Linked DNA regions of Mus musculus: region 1 is linked to region 2. Evidence: chromatin loops called from intact Hi-C (ENCODE). Cell type or tissue: left cerebral cortex. All regions are shown on one strand.

Region 1 (8,000 bases), 1.3 Mb before region 2:
GCCGGCGCCCGCGGGACGCGCCACCAGCCCGGCCCTTGTTCGCTGGGCTCGACGCTCGCCCACCTCTTCCAAATTTAACCGTTACCTAAATCCGAAGGGAAATGAGCAAACCTCTGGGATTGGGTGTCAAGGTATTTTCAGCTTCGTTGGGCGTATTTATCCTCAAGTGTTTCCACAACAAGTTATTTCGGGGCCCGAGGCGCAGGTTTCTTTCTGCGGACGCGGTGGCCAGTGGCCGGACTCCAGGCCGGTGGCACCGGGGTCCGGTGATTCACGGCCGCGATCGGGGCGATGCTGCCCAAACAGTCGACAGGATTGGGGTGCCCACGGGAGCCGTGCGAGCTGCCTGCTACCAGCGCCCGCAGCTCCTGTCAATCTGTGTCCTGAATCTGTGACTTCTCGCTGCGGAAGTCTCCAGGAGCCAAGAATACTTCGATTTTCTTTCTAGTCATTTCTAGTGCTGATTTCTCAGACATCCCGGGGACTCTATAGATAGCCCCGCGATCCCACAGACAAACAAATTGGGGGCTGCTCAGGGGTGCCCAAGGAGTTGGCAAGGATACCCCCTTCCTGTCACCTCCTGACCCCTTGCGCAAAGGAGGCTCGTGGCCCGCTGTCCCACTGGGGGATGGGGCTGGGGTTGAGAAGGCTAGTGAGCGCCTCTAACGCTCAGGAAGTGAAGTTTGTGGTTTTGGGGGCTGAGCTCCGAAGGAGATTAAAAAAAAAAAAAAAAAAAAAGTCAGAGAGACAGATCAGTCTCTCCCGAAAGCAAGATTCAGTTTGCACACTCTCAGAGCTCGGTGCCCGCGCCCTGACCCCGAAGGTAGGTTTGCTGAACTGCTGTGCCTCCCGCTCAGGCGGGGGTGGCCTCGAGGACTGGTAGGAGTACATTGACACTGTGGGGACGTCCCGAGGGCGCAGGCGGGTCCCCACCTGCTGCAGAGCATCGGCTGCTGGGTTCTGGAGCCACCCAAGCGGTGGAGCGAAAGATCTGGAATAGAGGGGCACACAGTTTAGCGGTTAGATAGCAGAGTGGGATCCACGCAGGAAGAAAACATCTGGTGGGCATGTGGCGGCAGCGGGCTTCTGGAGGCCTCCTTCTGAGCGCCTTGCCTTCAGCTCCCGAATTTCCAGCCTCAGATGACCAGGGGAAGCCTGGCGGGCCGCTGTGCCAGGAGCGTGCCGCCCCGCCCCCTGGACGCCAGCTGCAGCACGAGGTTGCCTTCCCACGCGCTGGGCCTCCTTGCCATCCCCTTACCCCTCCTACCCGGAACCCAGCAAAGCCCTCCGAAGCGTAGGTTTGTGGCCTGGGCGAGGACGCCACCTCTGTGTCTACCCTGTCCCGCGTGGTGCTGACGCGCAGACCCAGCGCGGGACCAGACAGCCCTGCTTCCCACGGGTCCCGTTCTTGGCTATCGCAGGACCGAACCTCATCGAGGCCTCCAGAACTCTTGCCCTGTTTTCTTGCTCTTCATGCTTGCTTTAAGAATTGTCCTCTGGTTGGAGCGTCTGGCTGTACAGACAGGGAGTGCGGGAAAATTAAAGCGCCGGAGCCTGGGTTCTGGGAGCCAAACCCGACCAAGGCGTGTGACTATACATTATGACTGGGAATCTGAAGCAGGAGTCCTTGGGCTCCTTTTAAGTGGGTACAACAGGGTGTGTTCTGTACGCGCTCCTGGGGGGGGGTGGCGAAGAGGCTCGGGTTCCTCAGTCTGAACTGCACGAAGCCCAAAGACCCGGGGCGTGCGCCGGCCTGTGCCCCAGTCTTTGAGCCCGCCGCCGCCGTTCAGCCTCTATTGCCTTGGACCTTGGAGGCAGGCGGATTCGTTTCACCCTAGGCCTCCCTAGGGTCGCCCCCGGAGCGGGCCAGGAGCTGGGACGCAGTCTCAGCCCCGCCTCCTGCAGGGCTCAGGTTTCGACCCGAGATTAGGTGAACTGATTGGGGGTTAAAGAGAGCGACGCCAGCTCTCGGTCATGCTCAGGGACCCTGGCCTCCTGGCCAGGCCTTCTGGCCACTGCTCACTCGTGCGCGCTCCGGTTTCATCTTGCTGGCCCGCGAAGTCGTTGGCACTCATTAAATTTGGGCACCGCGTGTTTGCCAGTAAGCACGCAGTTTAAACTCAACTTCCCTAGGACAAGATTTTTGGTGAGCAGATCAGAAAATAATTCTTTCTGGGACTTAGTTTCTGAAGCAAGGCCTACAGGTCTGGAATGTTTCTCAGTGGTCGCCGTCCTGGCCGGTGCCACACCACTATTCCAGTGGGCGTTTCTCCTGGGACAAGTGTTGGTCCTTTGCCACTCCCACCTCACTTTCCTGTGCCTCTGGCTTCCTGACTTCTGCTCCAGCCACTGCAGCACATAGTCCCTAGGCAAACCAGTCCCTAGTACGCCCCTCTTTCGCTTCTGTTCGTCGCGGGGCTCCTGGAGGTTTTGGCTCCAAGCCCCTTCCGGGTCCCAAACACTGATGCCCCCTGACTGGCTAAACTAAGCCACGCATCCCTGGCGTGAGCCACAACCCAGAAGGGAGCAGGTGGGCTTGCAGGGTTGACTTGGGATAACGGACCAGTTGTGGACTACTGCTCTCAGGAGAGTGATGATCTAGCTTTGGTAGGGAAGGGGAGGGGCTGAGGCGTGGGCAGGGCAGAGCAAAGGGACCAGAGCCAGAGCCTGGGGACAGGTTTTACCACTGAGCTGTTGCAGTGGCGGCGGAGGCCGGGATTCGTGCCACCTGTCCGAGTGCCACCTGGTGAGCGTGGCGCCTGGGTCCAGGCCCCTCCTCCCGCGGCTTCCCTCTCTCCTCCCTGGCCCACACTCTTCCTTGGCCTGGGAACCTACCACAACCGCCATCGGTGCTGACCCTCGTTTCCACCCAATTTTCCCCCTTCTCTCAGAACTCAGAGTATCCGAGGGTCCAAACATTCGTCCAGCGGCTGACCACCATGCCGCGCTCATTCCTGGTCAAGAGCAAGAAGGCGCACAGCTATCACCAGCCGCGTTCTCCGGGGCCGGACTACTCCCTGCGCCTGGAGACCGTGCCTGCGCCGGGCAGAGCAGGTGCGAAGCGCGCAGAGGCCGGGTAGGGCAGCTGCCGAGGACACCGACTCTGCTCCAAGCCACCTCGTTTCCTAGGAATCGGGGGAGGCTATCCTAACGCCCCTCGGGTGCTTTTTTGTTTTTGTTTTTGTTTCCCGGTGCTCAGATTTGCTGAGCTTGCCAGAGATGCCCCTGGCGCTCGCAGTCGGCTCTTGAATTCGGGAGGGAGGGCTCCCGGTTGGGTCAGAGTGGACAGAGGAGGACACGGGCGCCACGGTGGAACCACTTCAGTTCGGCCAGGTTTAGGTTTATTTCTCTCCTGAATCTTTTCCGCAGAGGGCGGCGCTGTGAGTGCAGGCGAGTCGAAAATGGAGCCCCGAGAGCGTTTGTCCCCCGACTCTCAGCTTACCGAGGCTCCCGACAGGGCCTCCGCGTCCCCCAACAGCTGCGAAGGCAGCGTTTGTGACCCCTGCTCCGAGTTCGAGGACTTTTGGAGGCCCCCTTCTCCCTCCGTGTCTCCAGGTAAGCCTTGATTCGAGGTCTTGTGGCAGAGTTCTGGAGTCGCAGCACGGAGGGAAGCCCGCACAAGGGATGCAGAGGGTCGGCCTAGGGATCTGGCTCCTAAGGGAACAGGGTTCAGGGGAGGCATCCAGCTTTTGTGCTGGACACCTTGCCCAAAGTGTCCTCTGCCTCCTTCTAAGTCCCTTAGCTCCAGGCTGGCCCTTAATTCGTTTGCCTGGAACTAACAGGCGAGGTCAAACGAACTGGTCCTTCTCTGGCTGGCATTTCTTTTATGTCCAGAATTCATTGTTTAGAAATTGTCAGATCCCAGAATCCAGGACCCAGACCTGAATACTTCAAACAAGAGACCTGGGCAGTCTGAGCGGTACAGAGCTGGGCACCACACTGGAGTGCAAGGCTGCTGCTGAAAATCTCAGCTCGCTGGCTCTGTCTTCAAAAGTTTCATTTTCTCCCCTTCTGCTAAGAGGGCCCAGGCAGGGGCACCAGCATGCTCGGGCTCATTTCCAGGGAGCAATTGACTAGAGTTGATGGGGGTGGGGTGGGGGTGGGGTGGGGGTGGAGGTGGGGGGGGATATCTCGGGTCACAGCAGAAGTAGAAAGGAGACCAATCCAAATTCTACTAAGAGCAGGCTATTTCCCTTTCACACTATTAGCTCATTCACCCCCACAAGCAGAGGGTTGGTTCTTCCTAGCTGTGTGACCAAGCTGCTATGGGACAGGTCCGCCCAGAATGGAGTGTGCATTTACTTGCATTCATTCAATATCCAATTTTAGCAAAATTCACGTGTGTGAAGGGAGAGGAGTTCTTCTGAAGGTAGTGTAATTTTTAACTGTAATTTTTCATCAGAAATTTATCAGGGATGGGCATACTTCGCGCCCTTGTCTGCTGCCCCTTGCGTCATAGCTTTGAGAAATCTTGGGGACATTCCAGTTTGTTTAGTCTGATACTCCTAGATAACCTGGACTCAACGTGGATCGGCCTTCTCCGTTCTTCCTAATCTATTGCAAAGAGAAAGGAATTGAGTAGAGGAGTACTTGAAAGGAGTCAGGACCCTAGACCTAAGTTCTCCTGTCTGTCTCAATCTTTCTAGCAGGTTCTGGGGACTGGGGGTGGGTGGGGTCCAGCCAGAGAACCATCAAAACGAATTTACCCACCTCTTCAACCTGTATCATTTTAAGTATCACTTTACTGCTCTGTCACTGGTCCTGGAAGCCCCGCGGGCCTACCTGAGTTTCACCCCGGGTGTCGGGGGTACTTGGCTTTCTAATCAGCTAGGGCGCCTGACAATAGTGATGGTGCACTGCGGGCTCCGCCCAGCAGCCTCGAACTTGACTCAATGGCCTCCTGTGCCTTCACAGCGTCGGAGAAGTCACTGTGCCGCTCTCTGGACGAAGCCCAGCCCTACACGCTGCCTTTCAAGCCCTATGCATGGAGCGGTCTTGCTGGGTCTGACCTGCGGCACCTGGTGCAGAGCTATCGGCAGTGCAGCGCGCTGGAGCGCAGCGCGGGCCTGAGCCTCTTCTGCGAGCGCGGCTCGGAGCCGGGCCGCCCGGCAGCGCGCTACGGCCCCGAGCAGGCTGCGGGCGGAGCCGGTGCGGGACAGCCAGGGAGCTGCGGGGTCGCCGGGGGCGCCACCAGCGCTGCGGGCCTGGGGCTCTACGGCGACTTCGCGCCTGCGGCGGCCGGGCTGTACGAGCGGCCGAGCACAGCAGCAGGCCGGCTGTACCAAGATCATGGCCACGAGCTGCACGCGGACAAGAGCGTGGGCGTCAAGGTGGAGTCGGAGCTGCTTTGCACCCGTCTGCTGCTGGGCGGCGGCTCCTACAAATGCATCAAATGCAGCAAGGTGAGGCTCGCGCGCGCCTGGCCTCATCAGCCCTGTGTCCCCAGTCCGTGACCCTCCAGCATGCGCACCCCGCGACCCCCCTCAGCGGCCTTCTCCCTGGCCCCCCACTCGCCCTCAGGTGTTCTCCACACCGCACGGGCTGGAGGTGCACGTGCGCCGGTCCCACAGCGGCACAAGACCCTTTGCGTGCGAGATGTGCGGCAAGACCTTCGGGCACGCGGTGAGCCTGGAGCAACACAAGGCAGTGCACTCCCAGGTAAGATCGGCGCTGGCGGCCTGACGCTGCACTGGGGACCTTTCAGCTTGTCCTCCGAATCGGCACCAGCCATTTTCCCACTGCCTCCCGGTGCCCCCTCTGCTTGCTCCTATTTGGGGGTGCAGAGAAACCTGGGTGACAGAAGTCCTGGAGTGTGCTGCAATCTTAGATTGCAGTGTCGCACCGCTGTGAGTCTCCAGCAGTGGAATTCTGTTGGAGATTTGTTGACATTTGCTGCTAATGCACTGACTTTACTGTTTATGTTCCCTTCATCCTTCCTGACTGGCAAGGGAGGGTCTCAGTTCATGCGCAGCGTCCAGTAGCGAATGCTGGTCATTCATTCATTCATTCATTCATTGCTTTATAACTTGCCTAAATCTAAGGCTTTAGGCACCTGAGAATCCTGTAGCACAGCAGGTCCTGTATGGTGGATTAAAGAGAGGGAGATAAGCAAAATACTACACAAGTGTCTGTGACAGCAGCCCATCTGGTCCAAACCCCACAGTGACTGGGGAGGAGGGGCAATCTAAGTGGCTGAGGTCCTGCTGAGGAGGGTGTCAATGGGTGTCAAAAATGCAGGGCGGAGCTACGCTTTTGTCCTGGGGTGTGGAGGGTTGTGGCTGTAAAGTGTTTTAGTAGTTAATCAGTAGGTGTTGAATGATGGGGTGGAGGGAGAGAGGAGAGGGTTTCTGGCTCTGGGAGATCAGTAGATGTTGGAGAGAGAGAGAGAGAGAGAGAGAGAGAGAGAGAGAGAGAGAGAGAGAGAGAGAGAGAGCACAAGCGCCAAGGAGGCTGCTGAAGGAGCGGCACATTTCTTCCTCCTCTCTTCCTCTCTGCTCTGCAGGAACGCAGCTTTGACTGTAAGATCTGTGGCAAGAGCTTCAAGAGGTCATCCACGCTGTCCACACATCTGCTCATTCACTCGGACACCCGGCCCTATCCCTGTCAGTACTGTGGCAAAAGATTCCACCAGAAGTCAGATATGAAGAAACACACCTTCATCCACACAGGTGAGCTAAACCTGGGCTTGTAGGAGATGCTTGAAGGACATGACTCCCCTCTGATAGTCTACCTCCAATGAGTGGTAGATGAGTTCTCCCCCAGAGTGAATCTGGTTTGTCCTTGAGTCTGAAGGAGTATCTTCCTCTATGTCAACAGCTGTGCGGCATCAAGCCCTCCCAGAGGGTCAATGTAAATATTTACTAGAGATATGGGTATTCATATGTGTCAACTAAACTTCATTTTTATAAGAGCTTCCTTTGTTTGAGCAGGAAAAGAAAGGCAAATGTTACCAAGTTTCCTGCTGAGTCTGTGTTGACAACTCCAGAGACAGTAACTGTTTCTTTAGCCTCATTTTAAAAATGAGATGAGGAAATCAAGGCTCAGAACGTATCCAGGATTACAGGGCTCAAGTTCAGGTTTGTTGGTCTGAGCTCCCAAAATCATAGTCGAGACTTGTTCCTTGTGTAGTAGAGGTTTACAGCCGTGGGAGGTGGTTAATGAGGAAACTCCTATTCGTTTGTTGTTCTTTTTGAAATGCCAAAATTTTGTTCCCTAACAGTGACAATTCCTTAACTATACAATGCTTTAAGAACACCCAAGTGTTTCAGATTGCTCATTTCCCTTGGTCCTTTCCTCCTGCTCCACACAGTAAATTGGGATCCTCTTACTCAGACAGCAAGTCAGTTTCAGTAAATTTCAATTCTCTCTAGCTTCCAGCCTGGACGCCTGCCTTCCTTAACACTTCAGGAACAAATGTGCAGGCTTACTGTCAGGAGCTTGTCAACTAAAGTGATTCCCTTGCCCCAAAAGCATTTCCTGTAACCGTCAACATGACAGTTATATGAGACCACAACTTCTGACTTTAGGAACATTTCTTTAAATCAAATCACAGCTGGATACAGTGGCACATAGGAGGCAGAGACAGATGAGATGGAGGCTAGCCTCGGCTACATAGAGAGTCCTAGGCCAGCTAGGACAATACAGCAAGATCCTGTATTTAAAAAAACACAGTGCCTTCCAGGATCCCACAATTAATGTTTGTAAATATTTGTGAGCAGTGTAGACATTTGTATCAGAAAACTCAGGAAAAAAAGCCTCACTTTAATCATGCCCCCTGTCTGAAATGTCCATGTAATTCACTCTTTATAAGTTGTTTGAGACACTTATCAAAATGCAAATAGAATCTTGACTGAATGACACATTTAAGTCTTTACTAAACATTTATTTAATTAAACAATTATTAACGCATTTTATTAAATCTTGGCTAGAATTAATTTCACAGACATATTTGACTCTAGAGGGACAGGGTAATTTTTGTGAAGTGAGTCTTTATCAAGAAA
Region 2 (8,000 bases):
CCTCTCCAACCCTAGAAAATTTGGTATTGACTTTTCTTTAAAAATATAATCGGAAACATTCACAGGGTTGGGGGCCTACTGAGTTTGCTTTGGAGTTTCATGGATCCCCATCCCCTGAGCGCGCGCGTACACACACACACACACACACACACACACACACACACACACACACAGAGGCCCTCTTTTCCTTTCTCTTCACATTCCATCTTTTCTTAGGTCATATCCCCATCGCCTCCCTGCCAATGTTGCGAATTATTCCAAGAAAAACACCCTGCCGACCTGCCCCGCACAAGCTGTGCCGTCAGCCTTTGAGCTCTTGAGTCGTTGTGGGCGTTGGAACAAAACAAAAACAGGCTTAAATGAATTATTTATCAAGGTCGAGAATAATTGATTTGTGCAGGGCCGTCAGTACTGGATTTTAAATGTTTCTTCCCCTTCCTCGCTTTCGAAAGCTGGCTGTGAATTGGGGCCCCCAGCTCGAGGAGCGCTTCATTTGGATTGTTTTGGGGGTGATGGAAACTCTAATCGATAACGGACCAGGAAGGAAGAGTAGCGTTTGCCGCACTCCAGGCACCCTTCCGCCCTTTCCGCAGGGGTCATCTGTGCCAGGGGCTCAGGGTGCCAACAATGTCTATCCGGGGCTTGGGAGTCTGAGATCAGTTGCCTCAGTAAAATCAGACCCCAGCCCGTGGTCGCAAGCTCTGAAGGGAAGACCAAGGCCTAACCTGGGAGGGTCTGCAGGGCTAGCACCCAGTTCTGGCGCCAAAGACTACTACTGTCTAAAGACTCTGAGGCGGCAGCCTAGACAGGCCCGTCGCCACCCGCGGGGGCGAGCCACGTGGCTATAGAGGGTTTCCTGGATCCCTCAGGCCACCAGCGTCTGCCTGCAGCACGTCTTGGCTTCGGCTCACCAACCGTAGTTCCGTGATAAATAAATGTCTGCTCGCCTAAGAAAGGAGAGTGCTATCTAGATGGTCTTGGTAGCCTCAGTACCTTTTCAGAGACAGGGGGACGATAAGTGACACCATGACGGTAGGAAACAGCTCAACACACTCTTGAAATAACGCGGGAGACACCCCCACCCCAACCCGGACCAAAGATCTAGATGTCCTTAGGATGAATCACCACCATCTTCCAGATCTGGGACTCACCCCGGAGGAAGGAAGATCTCAGGAGGTCATATGCCTCCGGGATACCTCTCAAGAGGGTCCTCAACCAGACAAGAAAAGAAAAGAAAAGAAAAGAAAAGAAAAGAAAAGAAAAGAAAAGAAAAGAAAAGAAAAGCAAGGCGACGTCCATAATCGCCACTAAACCCTGTCCTTTACTGACATCATTCTATACGGTCACGGAAACGATGCCAACCACGCAGATTCATAAGGTTCTTAAAAATGGTAATTTGGAGTAAAATGTAACTCAAAGAACTTTGAATCATTCATTAGCACCTTATAATTACTCTGCTAATTAGGTTGACACGGCACTTAATCAGGAGTAATACGCCGGCTTGTCACTGGCGCTTCCCATTACTCTGACATTCAACAAGAGACAGGTTGGAGACGTCCTGAAGAAAGAATGCAAGTTGATACCCTCCGACAAGGCGGCGTCACAGTCGCGTTCCAGGTCCCAAATGGATCGGCGGTGACTGTTTCCTTTCCAAAACCAAGGCCTGCCACAGTGGGGAGGGGATGGAAGCATTGGAGGGAGGAGCTGCGGGAGCTCAGGCTGCGGACCAGCCACCCAGTTCCCGCGGCCCCACAGCAGCCTGATGCCGCAGGGAACCACAGCTGCCCGCGCCGCTGGAGAACGCCTCGCCCGGGGTTTTTCCCGGTTCGGGAGAAAGTGCTTGGCCCGGCATTTCTTCCAGCACAGGCTCTGACTGGAGACAAAGCGGGATTTGGAGCCAAAGGCCCGATCCTTCCCGACAGGGGGGTCAAAGATGTAGCCCCCCAGCTCAGTGCCTCTCCTGGATCTGCTACCCGGTTGGACCGAGCTGGAGCGCACCGGCTCCTGTGGGGAGAGTAGAGCTCAGACGTTGCAGGCCCACGCGGAGCTCTGGCTCTGGTGTCACACACTTCCCCGTGGGGTCCCTCAGCACCTCTATCCCCTGCTCCTCGTGTTTCCGCTCTGCTCAAGCGTGCTTGGGAACCGTGCGAGCGGGGCTGCGCTGCAGGCCACCGGGAGCCGCAGGATCCTTTTGCCCTTCGCGGCCTCTCCACTCACCCTCCAATCTGACTTAGCACGGGCACATCTAACGATCCGTACTGCTTCCCCGCTTCCCGCCCGGGGGCTCCCTTCTCCAGTGCCCTTCTGGTCTCTCCCCATCTCCCTGGCCGGGTACTCGTTACAGTGGGTACCACTTGGACCCCTGGAGTAGGCGTTGGGCTCAGGGCTGCGGGCGCACCGAGGTTCGGTTCTCAAAAGAGCAGCGGGGTTCGAGGCGCGCTGCTGACGGGCTGGCCAGGAGCGCGCCCATTGGCTCCCGGCACGCCGGCGTCGCTGGCTGGCGCGCAGCGGCCAATGGGGCGCGGGGCCCGGGCGGCGGGGGCGCGGGCGGGGAGCGGCGGCGGGGGCCGTGACGTCACGGGAGGGGGTCGGCGCCGCCCGCGAGCCCGCGGATGACAAGCCAACGCGCGGGGCAGCGGCGGGAGTCGCCGGGCGCCGCCTGTCCGCGGTCTCCTGCGCCCGCGCTTGCTCCTTCGCTGCTTCTCCTCCTCCCGGGGCGGCGGCGGCCGCGTTCGCTCCGCAACTTTCCAACAAAGTTCAGAAACTCGGCTCCGGGACTGCCGGGTCACGCACGGCGGTCACCTCCGGGACCGCCCGGCCTTAGCGGTCGCTGCACCTGCTCCGGCCGCCGCCGCCGCCGCCCGGGATCGGGCAGTGGGCAGACCCAGGCGGCGGCGGTGGCGGTGCAGGTGGCGGCGGCGGGGTTGCTCCAGCGGCCAGCATCTTAGTCTCGGTGCTGCTCTCCGCTGCCACCGCCCACGTGCGCGGTGGTCCAGCGGAGCGGAGCACACCTTCCCGCTTGTGGCATTTGGGGGCTTTCCCCTCAAATTTTTTTCTCTTTACTTTTTGTATAAGGGGGAAAAGTTGAGTCGAAAGTGCCCACCAATTGTCACCTCCCATTATCCTTCATTCCCTCCCCACTTTTTTTTTTTTTTAAAGCAGTGTCAACGCTTTTTAGTGTCTATTTTGTTTTACGATCGGTAGTTTCCCTTGCTTGGTCCCGGCGGCGGCTGATCCGCGGAGTAGCGTGGACCTCATGTAGAAATGACAGCAATGGAAGGGGCCAGCGGGTCGAGTTTTGGAATAGACACTATTTTGTCCGGTGCCGGTTCCGGGAGCCCCGGCATGATGAACGGGGATTTCCGATCGCTCGGTGAAGCGAGGACAACGGATTTTAGGAGCCAGGCCACCCCGTCACCCTGTTCGGAGATTGATACCGTGGGAACGGCGCCCTCTTCACCGATCTCGGTCACCCTGGAACCCCCGGAGCCGCATCTTGTGACAGACGGACCCCAGCATCACCATCACCTCCACCACAGCCAACAGCCGCCGCCACCATCCGCGGTCCCCGCGCAAAGTTTGCAGCCTTCGCCCCAACAGCAACCGCCGCCGCAGCCGCAGTCAGCAGCCCAGCAGCTGGGCTCGGCCGCCGCGGCCCCCAGGACTTCCACCTCTTCCTTTTTAATTAAGGACATCTTGGGAGACAGCAAACCCCTGGCGGCTTGTGCACCCTACAGCACCAGCGTTTCTTCTCCTCATCACACCCCGAAGCAGGAGAGCAACGCGGCACACGAGAGCTTCAGGCCAAAGCTTGAGCAGGAGGACGGCAAAACCAAGCTGGACAAGAGAGAAGACCCCCAGAGCGACATCAAATGCCACGGTGAGTTGCGCCGGAGCTGCCCGGGTCACTTGAGTGACCGCCGAAGGAGAGGGGCCTAGGCGTGCGATTTAGCGACGCACCTTAAGTTCTGTTGGTTACATTTCTGCCCCACAACCTTTGCGGCCATCCGGCTCCGTTCTTTGTTTTACTTAATTTTAAATGTGCTGGAGGAAGGTGGTAACTGAAGAGATAGGATGGGAGACACTTTTCGTTGAAAACAGAGGCTTACTTGGGATTTTTTTTTTTTCTTCTTTTAGCTGAGACCTTGGGAATGGGAGTGGGAAGGGGTGGAGAGAAGCTGGTAGCCAGTTGTGGTTGTCTAGGTCTGTGATCACAACTTGATGTTTATTTTTGAATGCAATACCACCCCAGTATTTTCCAAATGCCCCCTCCATGTTTTCTAAATGCCGTCACAGGAATTGTCTGATTTAATGTTAGAAAAATTTCCAACATTATTACAGGAGCAATTCATTTTTACTAATTGATGATTAATACAGAAAACAAATCATAGCCTGTTTTTTAAGAACACCCTTCTCACCGATACCCCTCTTCTGGCCCTTTCCAATAACAAATATTTGTGAAAACTAAATTTTATGGAATTTGTTTTTGTAAAATCAAGACAACAATGGAAATTTATCTTTTAATACCCTATTTTCGTCTTGGGCAATTTCAATTTCATAAGTAACTGTTCTTGTCTTTGCATTGCAAAAGATTTTAAAACACCAGGGAGATTTCCCCCATCTTTAGTGGTATTATTATTATTATTATTATTATTATTAATGCTTAATTTTTCTCTGGTAAGGATTGCAATCTAGAAGGTTCCTACCTTCTAGGACATGGGCTCTTCATTTTACTGTTTATAGCATTAGCATAATAGTGCCCCAAACAGATGTACAGTCTGGTCTGGCGATTTCTCGTTCACCAACCTCCCCAGTGGGTCAATTAGAGAGATTATTGTTCTTCCTGCAGGGAAGATCAAGGAGTACTGCACAAACCGGTACAAACGGAGAGGGATTGACATATCGATTTCCTAGCATTTCAGCAAAAAACCAAACTTGACAAATAGAATCCGGAAATTTCTGTGCTGTCACCTGGATGGGCTCAAGTGTTTTTTGAGCTCAGTTCAGTGACACATTCTCTCTGAAGCTTGGAAGGGACCCGATACAGAGGAGGTCTGCAGAAGGTTTGAGTCTTAACATTTTCCAAATGCATCTGAAAAGAAACAAAGGCATCTAAGTTCCAGCTAGCAGGAAAAATATTAGAGCAACGTCCTGAAGTCTGCCTGTCTTGAAAACAGAGTAGAAAGACTTTGGAGAGTGCCTTACAAAGAACATCCCTTTGAAAACAACAAAGAGGAGCATAACATAACCTCCTCTCAGACCAAAGAGAACTAGAAACAGGAGACCACAGACACTTAAACTCTCTCAGGCCTCTCTGCTCTCCAAGGCCCAGGAAAGGGTGTGGGGGTGTGGAGGTGTGTGCCAGGTGGACACTCCTCTCTTCCTCGGTTCAGGCTGATTTACAGAACCCTGTCACTGTTTCTACCCTAGGAACAAAGGAGGAAGGAGACCGGGAGATTACAAGTAGCCGAGAGAGTCCCCCCGTGAGAGCCAAGAAACCTCGAAAGGCCAGGACAGCTTTCTCAGACCACCAGCTCAACCAGCTGGAGCGTAGCTTTGAGCGGCAGAAGTACCTAAGTGTCCAGGACCGAATGGACCTGGCGGCCGCACTCAACCTCACTGACACCCAAGTCAAGACCTGGTACCAGAACCGAAGGTGAGGAGAGCCACTGGGTCCCTGCAGGCCAGGCCGGTACCATCTTCTCTCCTGGAGATGCGGGACAGAGAGTCACAGGGTCTGTAGTGGGTATTCTTGGGGCAGAGGTTAGGCACACATCCAAATGGGAGTGACTGAGGACACCGGGAGTTTGAACACTTTTGTGCTCTAAATGTCTTAACATTTGGTTCTCTCTCCCTGCCCCCCAGAAACTCGAGGCACCACAGTTTCCCTCATTTTGTCCTCAAGTCAAGCCGCACTCAGGTTGAAATATCTGTGTAACTGACACCCAGGAGGAATCTGTGTGCGCAGAGTACCCTTAGAACTGCCACAAGCTGGCTCCAAATATCTGTGTCAAGCAACATGGCCTAGCTATTGAGATCTTCACAGAGCTGTCCCACCAGCCTTGGCTTAAATGTTAGGCAGTTGGGAAAGCCAAAGTCCAAGCCTTGGTTGCCATAACATGGAAGATCAGGGAAACCCATCTGGATTAGAGCTGGACTGGAGGCCATGGGCTGGAGAATCAGGCAGCTGCTTGAGCATCTACTCAACAGTGTGCGTGGGGGAAGGGGAGGGAATTGTCTGTCCCCATGTCCTGGCTGTTTCTGCAGTCTCATAAAGAGGAAGGGTGGGGAGGGGACACAAACCCTGTCCCATGTGACTGATTAAAAAAAGACATTAAGAAAGTGTCTGGCCTCACCCTGGTGGCTAGGGACAGACTTGGGCAGTAGGAGTTGAGGTTATGTCCTGTTTCCACACCTGGTGCTAAACTCTCTAGGCTCAATTCTCTGCCCCCTCTGTCGTTTGTGTCCTAATCGTTCATAAGTGGGGTTGGAAATGCCCGTCCAGTTGTCATCTTACCATAATTTTCTGTCTCATTACATACGGTTTCAGCCACCCTAATTCTGTCGGAGAACATTAGTGTCATCTGTAGCCAATTTAAAACCGGCGACATGTTTATTAATTTGGCTAGAGCTGCTGGGTATGGATGCTCCACCAGGCTTGCCTTCCTAGGGCATTCGAGTAAAGTCCTCTCTCCCAGCTTGGTGCAGTGGGAAGAGAGGAGACCCCCTCCCCCCAAAAAAAATGGATCACAGGGTTTAAGCACTACTTTCTCTTTTAAGGAGAGAATATCTTGAGACCCATTTCCTTCCACCTAGAATGGTCGGAGGTACCGCTCCCTAGGGAGAGCTCACTCTCAAACGAATTCCAGTTTGAACCTCGTCGCCCTTCTTCCCTAAGCCTGTAATGCCTGGTCAGACTTAGGGAGGAACTGTCCCGGCAGCCATGGAGAGTGCAAACCCGGAGTGTCAGCCGCCCTTTGTTTCTGGTTTTGGTTTCCTTGGGTGTGATGGGGGGAGGGGCCGAGATCCAACCTTTCTGAGATTTCTGGTCAGAGAAGATTGGAGGAGAATTGGGGGACCAAGGGAAGAAGGCTGGTGAAAAGATGGGATTTCATTTGGCCTCCGGGAAAGTTGCAGGATATAGTTAAATCGTGGGGCAGACTGTAGGGCAGAGGGCCAGAGAAGGCAGTGAAGCTTGTACGACTCCATCTGCGAGTGTCCCCACGTAGAAGACGTAGTTTGAAGAACTGATTTTGGGCCTGGGCCGTCCTGAGAGCGCGTGGGTGAAGCAGAGTGGGGGTGGGGGCAGGAGAGGTGTATTTGAGGTTCCCCAGGCCTTCCTGAAGTAGGGAGGATAGGGGAGAGCGGGGAGCGGCGGGCGCGGTCCCGGGACCATCCTCCGCAGCCGCCACCCGCGCCCACCCGATTTCTTTCAGAACCAAGTGGAAGCGGCAGACTGCAGTGGGCCTGGAGCTGCTAGCCGAGGCCGGGAACTACTCCGCGCTGCAGAGGATGTTTCCGTCGCCTTATTTCTATCACCCAAGCCTGCTGGGGAGCATGGACAGCACCACGGCGGCGGCGGCGGCCGCGGCCATGTACAGCAGCATGTACCGAACTCCTCCAGCACCTCATCCGCAGCTGCAGCGGCCGCTGGTACCCCGCGTGCTCATCCACGGCCTGGGGCCTGGGGGACAGCCGGCCCTCAACCCTTTGTCCAACCCCATCCCAGGCACCCCGCATCCCCGGTGAGGAAGGAGGGACAGGAGGGACAGTGCCACAGCCCTCCAGGTTCCCACCTCACCCCGGACGGCTGCCCCGCCTCTTCCCGCACCAAACCAACTGGAATAGAGGCAGAGGAGTAAAAGGGGGAGCTCACCGGTGGGCTGGGGTCCCCAAGGACCAGCCAGCTCTCAGATCTCCATCTGCCCACTCAGAGGCAGGGCTGCAAAGCTCCCCGAGTGTGACTGGAGAAAATACTGAAAAGTGCAACCAGTAAGTGA

Evidence for each region. A loop is a pair of places that touch in the nucleus more often than their neighbours do. Peaks named below come from ENCODE experiments on the same cell type or tissue, not always from the same donor. Only the 100,000 strongest peaks of a DNase experiment are listed, where the experiment ranks them.
Region 1: it touches region 2 in a loop (7-fold over the local background); 9 of 42 quality-filtered maps call a loop at or near these places.

Annotation. Positions count from the first base shown.
Region 1 is chr5:107,718,778-107,726,777 of GRCm38, reverse strand. Gfi1 (growth factor independent 1 transcription repressor) reads left to right here and starts at 2,435. Exons shown (of 6, transcript NM_010278.2): 1 at 2,435-3,054; 2 at 3,370-3,555; 3 at 4,915-5,402; 4 at 5,521-5,658; 5 at 6,503-6,668. The coding sequence starts at 2,940. RefSeq lists promoters at 614-848, 1-1,019, 2,416-2,804. In left cerebral cortex, no CTCF peak of the experiment used is centred here; DNase peaks (open chromatin) are centred at 410, 1,462, 2,994 and 3,436.
Region 2 is chr5:106,453,106-106,461,105 of GRCm38, reverse strand. Barhl2 (BarH like homeobox 2) reads left to right here and starts at 2,940. Exons shown (of 3, transcript NM_001005477.1): 1 at 2,940-3,880; 2 at 5,431-5,656; 3 at 7,437-8,000. The coding sequence starts at 3,265. The coding sequence ends at 7,749. It overlaps Gm33151 (a long non-coding RNA gene), which reads right to left and starts at 2,514. Exons shown (of 2, transcript XR_389476.3): 1 at 2,218-2,514; 2 at 1,367-1,663. In left cerebral cortex, no CTCF peak of the experiment used is centred here; DNase peaks (open chromatin) are centred at 3,397 and 3,553.